Regions from separate parts of the Mus musculus genome. Here region 1 is linked to region 2. A link is a loop called in an ENCODE intact Hi-C map of the cell type or tissue named here. Cell type or tissue: heart. All regions are shown on one strand.

What was found. A loop is a pair of places that touch in the nucleus more often than their neighbours do. Peaks named below come from ENCODE experiments on the same cell type or tissue, not always from the same donor. Only the 100,000 strongest peaks of a DNase experiment are listed, where the experiment ranks them.
Region 1: a loop joins it to region 2, with 2.5 times the contacts of the local background. A loop is called at or near these places in 1 of 42 quality-filtered maps.

The regions. Positions count from the first base shown.
Region 1 is chr12:4,814,687-4,819,686 of GRCm38, reverse strand. Sf3b6 (splicing factor 3B, subunit 6) reads right to left here and starts at 2,079. Exons shown (of 4, transcript NM_025323.2): 1 at 1,868-2,079. The coding sequence starts at 1,897. It also overlaps the pseudogene Gm20348. In heart, no CTCF peak of the experiment used is centred here; a DNase peak (open chromatin) is centred at 2,216; H3K4me3 peaks cover 2,064 bases; H3K27ac peaks cover 1,582 bases.
Region 2 is chr12:4,595,592-4,600,591 of GRCm38, reverse strand. All of the region lies in intron 1 of Itsn2 (intersectin 2), which reads right to left. Among named protein-coding and RNA genes, the nearest start is that of Gm3625, 4.4 kb to the right of the region's middle. In heart, no CTCF peak of the experiment used is centred here; no DNase peak of the experiment used is centred here.

The sequences.
Region 1 (5,000 bases), 220 kb before region 2:
CTATACACTCTTCACTCTCACCCTTCTTGTTGTTCCTCCTATCTGTGACATTGATACTGTGGCCCGGTCTGTTGCCTGTCTGAACCTGCTGTACACTCCTCACTCTTAGCCTTCTTCCTCTACAGCTGACTCACACGTCCCTCTTTGCTACTACAGTCAATTACATACCAGACAAAACATTTTCTTTCTTTCTTTCTTTTTTTTTTTTTTTGGTTTTATGAGGCAGGGTGTCTCTGTGTAGCCCTGGCTGTTCTGGAACTCACTCTGTAGACCAGGCTGGCCTCGAACTCAGAAATCCGCCTGCCTTTGCCTCCCGAGTGCTGGGATAAAAGACATGCGCCGCCACCACCATGCCCAGCTCAGACAAAACATTTTCAGTAATCACTTATTAAACCAACACGGCTTTTGGTATGAAGCTAAGCATTATATGAATGAAAGGATAAGATATTTGCCCTCAGGCTGGTGAGCTGGCCCTCGCCAGCAAGCCTGGTGAGCTGTCAATCCCTGGAATCCACATGGAGAGAACCGACTCCCACAAATTGTCGTCTGGCCTCTACATGTGCACATACAATAATAAACAAACATGAAAGTAAAAACGCTTATCCCTACCTTCAAATGAGTAGTGGTGATAATTAGACAGACTATAAAAGTTTAAGATTTCCAGGTCAAGTTTGATAATCAACAACTGCCACACAAATATATTTCTCCAGTAAATCTGCTTTTTCACTGTGTAAAACACTGTGTATGTCTCTCTCTTCTCTCCTAAAACTTCACCATCATCATCCCCTGTAAAATTTGAAAAGGCTCTATACTCTTCTCAGCCAACATAGGATATGACCCGGGGCTCCACACTTCTTGAAGAAAACAGATATGATCAAATGGTAACTATATATTCCTATTGTAAACTTTATCCATCTATGTCCATCCAACCATTTTTTTCTTCTATTGGTGTACCAACCACTCCCCTCTTTACTTATTTTTGGTTGTCATGGTTTGAGGTGCTGGGAGTCAAATCCAGACTCACGCCCACTAGGCAATCACTGAGCCACATTCCAGTTTTACTCTGGAATCTTACATATCAGGTCTCTACCATTATGTTGGCTCACTCTCGTTGGTCTATAAAAAGCACTGTAGGTATCTTTAAAACAATTCAATTTCTCTATTAATAAGAAAAATCATAGAATCAGCTCTACAGTTTTGTCCTAACTCCTACCATCTTTTTATTTTACAGGAACTAAGTTTTCATTCACTGAAATGATTCACATAATCGCGGTTGCCCAAAATCTTCATCAGGATATCCAATGGTCAATTATGTGTCTTTGTTTTGGTGTGATTCTAAGTTTTAACCACTTCTTAATTTCCTGAAAGATGTTTTTTTTTTTCCTTAAAGGTTTTGGTAACACTCACTGACAACAGTAGAACATAAGCCCGACTAGTCCTTTACACAGTAGTGTTGAATAAACCCAACTGATGAATTGCTTCCCGTTTGTAAGACAAGAGACAAAGCAGGTGCTTACATAATATTAATAGAGGATTCCCAAAGTTCTACATTCGAGAAAAATCCCAGGCTCCAGCTGGCAAGGAACCAAATAGTTACTCCGTATGTCTTTTTGGACTCAGAAGAGCCTAACGCCTGGTCCTAGGCGTTACGAGGTCACTGATGCCAGGGGGCTCTCAATAGGGGTGGGGCGAAAAGTCGCTCAAAGAACACACCCCTGAGGACGAGCCCAGGACAGAACCTCCTTTGACAGAACTGATAACAAGCTTCCCCAACTATGGGCGGAGGGACAAAAAACGCTCCCCAGGCACGCAGCAACAGTCAAGCAACAACATCGCTTCCCTGTCACGCAGAAAGCGGGGTACTCACATTCGCCCTCTTAGCCGCTTGCATCGCCATCTTGGCGGGCTGATGTAGGTTACCGTAAGATCCCTCTGGATATTTCTAAACCTGATCGCCTTCGTGGGCGACACGGCGTCAGATACAGAGTATTTACAGCCAGGTAGCGCCGGAAGCTTTTACAGCAATGCCGGAAAGTCCGCGTCTCAAATTAGGACGCGTTTACTTCCTAGAAAAGATGCTCCAAGTCACACTACAGAGAACGCATTCTCAAGCCGGAAAGCGAACTAGCAAGCTCCAGAACGCTTCCGGATTGCGGACCGGAAGGGGCGGGGCGAATGCCAAGGGAAGGGAGGTGTTCCGCTTGAGGGGGTGTGGCTTAAGGAGCGAGGGGCGGGGTCCATGAGAGAGATCAGACCCAGAGCCTGCGATTTAGCGCGCCCAGGTCTCGGAGAGGAACCCGGCTCGCCAGCGCTTCCAACAGAGGTCCCAATCTGAACTTTGCTCGGAAGGCCGATCCCGGGGCCCTGGGCCTCAGGTCGCGCTTCACCTGACCGTCGAACTCCCTCACCCGGTTCCCGCGGCCCCTGTCCACGCAAACAGAGCACACAACCCGTCACATGCATCTTTTTATTTCCTTAGACCAGCTTTACAGGACATGGGAAGAGAGGCCACTTCCGAGTTTGCTCGGAGGTCCTCCTTCACTAGGGCAGCTCCAAGACGATTTTGCCCGCGCTCCTGTTAGCCCCCACATATTAGCCACTTGAATATAAGTTGCCGGGTAGACTCTATCAAGAACCAGCAGCAGACGTTGGGGGCTGTTTGCAGAGAAAGGCAGAATCTGCTCCGTGGAGGTTTTCACCGGCGTTTGTACTAAGGAAAAGATTATCAGCCTGAAGAAAGGCCTTAACCCTGTTATTCTCCATCCTGCCTAGCCCTAATGTTTTGAGTATCTAAAACAGCACACCCTTTCACTTCCCATCAGGAAAGAGCATGCTTTCAAATGTGCACCCTCATTCTGTACCAGGTAAGACTGAAGGCTGCAGTAAAATACTAGTGCAAGTGACAGACTTACATAGCTTAACACAAAAGGAATGCTGAAGCCTTATCGCTGCGAAACTGATGGGATATACTCCCAAAGCTGGCTCCTTCTATGATGCTACAGAGGATTTTAGGAACATAAACCTGTCGAAGGTCCAAGCTTACATAGGCTTTTTTGGTATACTGAGAAGAGGTCTACCCTGAAAACAAAGCCGTGGGCCTATGTGAAGACTTAATACTGTGGCCATGTTTTTGCTCATTCTGATAGAAACATATAAATATGAAGTATAGAAATACGTGGGAGGGTTTAGAGAATTAATTATCTGAACACAGTTACCAATTGGTACACAAGGTAGCAGACTTATTTATAGGCTCCCTAAAGCAAGCTGTTTGTACAAAGGCAGTTTTCTGGGTGACAATCCTACTTTCTTTCACTTACCACCCACCTCATTATCCCTAGATCGAGCAAACTAGTGATCCGACTACCTCATTTAAAAAGTAGTTTTAAAGGCTGGGCGTGGTGGCGCACGCCTTTAATCCCAGCACTCTGGAGGCAGAGGCAGGCAGATTTCTGAGTTCAAGGCCAGCCTGGTCTACAAAGTGAGTTCCAGGATAACCAGGGCTATACCGAGAAACTCTGTCTCAAAAAACAAACAAACAAAAAAACCCAAACAAACAAAGAAGTAGTTTTAAAAACAGGGCCCACTAAAACTAACAACAGCTCCTACTATTAAGCCACAGAGAGCCCAGCAACCATCAAGAGCTGGGCAGTTGACATTCTTCTCCTAATAGGATCAGCACCTTCCAAAGGAGAGAGATTGGTAGTCATGTTAAACGCAAGCATTGGTACTCATAAGGTTTCAAGGTATATCTCTGGACATGTGAGTAAAGATAAACATAGGTGTGGCTGTGCGTGCCTATAACCCCAGCACGTGGAGTTTGAAGCAGGGAAAGCTCGAGCTTAAGGCTAGCCTGGGCTACCTATTGAGGCCTTGCCTGAAAATAACAAATCACTACAAGCGCAGGAGGCAAGTACGGTTGGACCTGAAGCACTGGCCATAGAAAGACTGTAGTGAGTGGAATTATAATAGCATGTGTTACATCGTGCATAGAAAGACTGTAGTGAGTGGAATTATAATAGCATGTGTTACATCGTGCATAGAAAGACTGTAGTGAGTGGAATTATAATAGCATGTGTTACATCGTGCATAGAAAGACTGTAGTGAGTGGAATTATAATAGCATGTGTTACATCGTGCATAGAAAGACTGTAGTGAGTGGAATTATAATAGCATGTGTTACTTTGTGCATCTCCTACCTGAGTCCCTGTTCCCCACCTTATCACAGAGGTGGGAATAACTACACCAACACCTGGTATTTTGTCTCATCCCCCCCCCCCCCAATAAATCCATTCCCACGGCAGCCAGGCATGGGTAAGAGTGGAAAAGAGGAAGTCCTGTTCCAGACCCAGAGCAGACTGATCGTCCACATCTAACTTAGCGGGTCTGTGTAGTGAAAACTTTGGTCTCTTTGACAATCACAGACATATTATGGGAATATGTTTTCATTTTCATCCAGGTGAGGCCTATGGGCTGCTTTAGATTGTCCACAGCCGCTGACTAGGACTGGCCTTGTGCTCCTGCGGGGGTGGGATTTGTCAGCTGCAGGCAGTTTCTGAGACCACATGATGTTTAGAATTCTGGGGACTCCTCCTTCAAAGGGAAATGTAAATGCTAGGGCCCTGAGAGGCAGGTGAGTTGTTGGTTTATCATGGCTTAAGTAGTTGTGCACAAAGAAGAAACAAGAGGAAATTAGGTATCCTGAATGGGAAGATTAAACTTGCCCCAAGGAGAGCAATGGCCCTAACCAGCAGGAAGTAGTCAACCTATGACTCTGTCCCCCTTCCTCTCTATCCTTGTTTCTCCCCTATCTAGCATTAGGGGGTTGAAAGGGTAGAAGAAAAGGAATGGAGAAGGGTAGAAAAAAGAGAACCCACAAAGTAGCAAATGCCACTCCAGGTCTGCAGGGGCTGTCAGCTTTGTTCTCATCTCTCCCTTTCTACTCACAAGGAAAATGGAAAAAGATGAATGGGGGAAAAAAAAGACAGATTTGTGCTAAAATGT
Region 2 (5,000 bases):
AAACAACAACAATCCCTACAAAACAAAACAAAACAAACAAACAAACAAAAAAAAACAAACCCTACGTAGACCCATACCCACAAACACATATTAGGGCAAACAGGGCCTTACTCCTAAAGCTCTCCCAGAAGCAAGGTTTGTAATATGCAAAACCAGTCTCTGGCCTTCTGCTGTTTTCCCCACTACCTCTCAGACCAGCTTCAGTGTTCCTTTCCCAGTCCAGGTCTCTGCTTGCTGGACTTGGAAGGTCTTACCTAGGAGTGCTCTGCTATTAACTCAATTCACATCACCTTTTTTTTAAAAGGCAGGATTTCGGTGTATGGCCCTGCTGACCTTGAACTTGTAGAGATCCACCTGCCTCCCAAGTGCTGGGCTTCTTTTGTGTTTGACTGGGGGATAGGGGAGGCATGTACATGTGTGTTTATGTGCGCACTGGGGATTCAAGCTTGTGCAGCAAGCCCTTCATCAACCAGGCCACCTCTTGGCCTTTCACTTCTTGACACCACCCAGAGTCACCATGAGCACTTTTAATTCAAGTCAGTGTTTTTGCCCAGTCATTAAATGTATAAGAAAAGGGAATAGAGTAGAAAAATGCACCAAAACTTGGACTTCCATGTAAGTGCTGTGGGAGTGAGAAACAGATGAGTAGCTCACTTTGCCTTGAGAAACTAGAACGTTATTAGATGAGTAATCTCAGAGGAAATGACTTCTAAATTGAGTAACGAGTACTAAACAATAGGTTTCAGACAGCAGGTTACTGGGGACTGAGAACAGAAATAGGCAAAAGCACAGAGGAAAAATCTAGACTTTAAAAAGATGAAGTCAAGGCACACGCGTTTAAGCCCAGCACTTGGAAGGCAGGTGGATCTCTGCAAGTTCAAGGCCAGCAGGGCTACACATGAGACCCTGCCTCAAAAAAAAAAAAAAAAAAAAAAATGACAATGTCTGCCAAAGGAGCTAATAACAGCACTACCTCCTACGGGATGCTGCAAAAATTAAATGAGTTATTAAATGAATGACATCTAGCATATACAACATATATGTACTTGAGAAACACTATAGAGACATTAACTACCATCATTGTTATTTTTCTTAAATCCAAAAACAAACCTAAAAAACAAACTTAGAAAAATGTATAACTACACAGAAGATAGACTATGCTTAACATACAAAGAATTCTTATGAACAATCGAAAGGGCTGGTAATGTGGTTGAGTTGGTAGAATGACTGCACCATGCGCAAAGCTTCAGGCTTGTTCCCTACACCCCATAGAGCAGGGGCAGCTGCATCTGCCTGCAGTCCCAGTGTTCAGGAGGTGGAGGCACGGACAGCAGAAGTCTCCTTCACCTCTTTTATCCTTGGCTACATAGTACATTTGAGGCCAGTCGGGGCTATATCAAACTCTGTCAACAGATTGGGGGAGGGAGGGAAGGAGAGGGAAGGAGGGAAGAGAAGACAGGAAAGAAAGGAACAAAAGAACAAAAGAACTACAAAACAAAACAAAGTGAATGTGCCAATAAAATAGGAAAGAAGCAGAAATTAACATTTTTCAAGAAAAATGGAAAAAGAATGATCTGATACCAACACTTAGAAGTAGAAAAGTAGTTTTAGTAAGTTAGCATATTTTTAAAAGGCAGTGCTTTCAAGGGTGTTAGGAAATAGACAGGTTTCATTCCCACATGGATACTAAGAACTTTGCCCTAAGGTAATCTGATACTATGTTTACATGGGCATTAAGACGGATGGGTCCATCCACATGCTCCGCACATGCTCCTTTCTCCCTTCCTACCCCACTTTCCCCAGGTGACTTCTCTGCCCTTGGTCCTTGGGTCCCACCAGAAAGCAGCTTCCCAATAAGCCCGCCTTTAATATAACCTAAAAAAAGACGTGTCCATCCCTTTTGATCCAATGTCCCTTTTGTCCACTTGAAATCTATCCTGGGGAAATGCTCATCATCATGAACACAAGCACAGGTACAGGGATGCGAGCTACAGCATGACATCAAAGAACGGTTACAGACTACCTTAATCTACAGAAGCCATACAAGACAGTGATTATAAGCAGATGATCAAAGTCAAATTTATACCCTAGGTCTCTCACTTACTGGTTGGGTGACGCTGAGGAAATTATTATACTTGCTCAAATTCCTCAACTATAAAGTTCTGATAAAGAGGCTAAAGACTAAATGAATTTATGTAAAGTATCTGCAAAATAACTAAGATAAAACTACTGCTCTATAAATGTTAGACATTATTACTAGTATTCAGTAGTAACGGCATATTATTCACCAATAAAAGTGTACTGAGAATAAGTACATAGTAAAAATAGAGTCAGGTTTTGATAAATATTAGTAAGCTAAGAAGAAAAAAAATCACAGAACAGGAACTGGGCATGCAGTTCAATGGAAAAGCACTTGCCTCACATGCTTGGGGTAGCACAGCAACAACAAAAAAATTAACTTCTAACAATATAGCAGATGCAAGGTGCATTATCTGTAGAGACAATGTTTTAGGAGGAGCTCTATCAAAACATGAGCAGCGGCTATATCAAAAAAGTATCATGTTCTTTGTATTTCCGTATAGTGTCCCAATTTTCTACACAGAACATTTATTATTCATTATAATAAATAGTACACATAAAAAGTCAATAAAACCTTAAACCAAACAATATAGTACTTTTAGGGAAAATCAAATTAAGTGCCCATTCTAAACAATTTGGCAAATTTCTGCTTTAAGCATAAACTGTGTTAGGGAAGGTTTTTAAATAATTTCAATAGTAAGAAATATCAAGAGGTTTGCTAGGTACCAAACAAATATACAATAATAATAACAATAACAATGAAACCATCTTAAATATGGTACCCTAAACTATGAATAACTTACTTACATTAAGGCTACTATGGATTTACTTGTAAATGTACACTATGGATTTTTTTTTGGGGGGGGGAAGGGTGTTGGAGTTTCTTGATAATTTTGAAGATAGCAAATTTACTTCTTCCAATTACTTCACACACATACACCCCCATATTTCCTCTCTTAATTTTCTCCATAGTACTTGGTAATTTCTAAGTTCAAGATATTTTATTGTCTTTATTCTCTTTTCCTGAATTTAAGTGCCCCTATGGCAAGACAGGGTTGTGTATTTTATTCACAGGTTATATAAGTAATATATTGGACATTTCTTGCAAGAAATCATGCAATATTTATGAAATGAAATGAAAGAATGAACTCTATGCTATGAATTATGAGTAACTTCTTTTGTCCTTAATTTTCAAAGACAGAAGACAGAATAAAGAAAAGAAGGCTGATGTGGAATGTGGAGAAGACAAAAATAAAGAACAGCTGCAGTAATGAAGAGGCGATCTGCGAGAGATGCAAGAGTGAGCTGCACTATCAGGTCCTCAGCTAAATGAACTCCAAAGATCAGGTTCAGGGGAGCACTACCAGAAAAGGCTTACAGCTGCCCAAATCTAATCCAAAGGTTCTTAACTCCTCCAGCACCCCACACTACCCAGTCTGCGAACCTGTGCAACACTGTAGGAATCAGTACGGTGAAAGGCGTTAGTGAGTCTTAGGCCAGAATCACTGGGATGAAGGGGGAGGGGGAGGAAAGCTCAATACAGGTAGGCTCCGCAGCAATGGAAAACCTAAAGGGGAGAAATTTTCCCTTCTACCACTTGGATGTTCAGATGCTAATAAAAATGGTTTAAAGAAATAATACTGCTTTGTATTCCTAAGTGGTCCACACCATTCTTGGCAAATATGATTAATACTGACAGTTAACTTGACAAAATCTACAACAACCTAGGAGGAAAGCCTTTGGACATGCCTATGCAGGATTGTCTAGATTAGATGAACTGAAGTGGGAAGACTCACCCTGAATGCGGACCGCTATTCCACGGACTTCACACAAAGGCAACAGCTAGGAGACGGTATCCATCTCTGCTTCCTGACTGCAGATGCGTTGTGACTACCTGTCTCATTCTCTCACTGTGATGGACTGTACCCTCAAACCGTGTGTCAAAATGTTCCTCAAGTTGCTTCTTGTCAAATATTTTGTCATAGAAACAAGAAAAGTAACTAACAGGAAATTGTCACTAATCTTTGAGGTAATTACCTATAATCCCTAAGGATTATTTCATGAACACTAAAAAGCAATGCCCCAAATGTTACATAAATTACAAAATGTATTAACTTGTTCTACCTGGTTCTTATATTAAAGCAGTCATTTTACAAATGCACAAAAACATATTAGATGGAAGACTAAGAAAGGAGGACAGAGAACACAGAAAGAAAATGGCAAAGCAAAGGCTGTTCCCGTCCTAATGACAAGTACAAAGCCTTGCCTATTTAGATCTCTCACGTTTGTTCTCTCTCAACACTAGCCTCTTCCAAGTTAAGTCCACTTCGAGCTGCAAAGAATTTAACTATCTGAGTCCAAAGGCACTGAAGTGATGATCCAAAGTAGTAGAAATGAAGGGAACTACAGAGGAAGACTCTTGTAATGCATTTTTTAGCCTTCTCATATGGCTCATTTTGATGTTGATTAAAAACTGAACACCAAAAGAAAAGGCTATTTTCTACAGTAATTAGAATAAATCACAAACCTAAGAGAGACAGCACCACAGAGAGGACGACAGACTAATTAGCTTGAGATTTCTCACTGAAGGAAGCAGGCTGGGATGATAGCAGGTAACACTTACTGGGCACTTATGCTAGGCACAGCAACTAAGCACTTTATATTACATACAACACTATGAAATGGGGACTATCATTATCCCTGTTTTAAAGATGAAGAAGAAACAGAAATTGGAGAATTAAAGAAACTTGCTTAAGGTCATACAACTATTTGGAACTAGAGCTGAGGTAGGAGGTCTAACTAGAGAGCCTATACTTTTATCCAACAGAGTTGTAAACATGTACTCAATTTTTATTAAACCAGACCTTTCCTCAAATGAATATGCATTGACCATGAAAAGGATTCAGAAAACATAAGCCAGG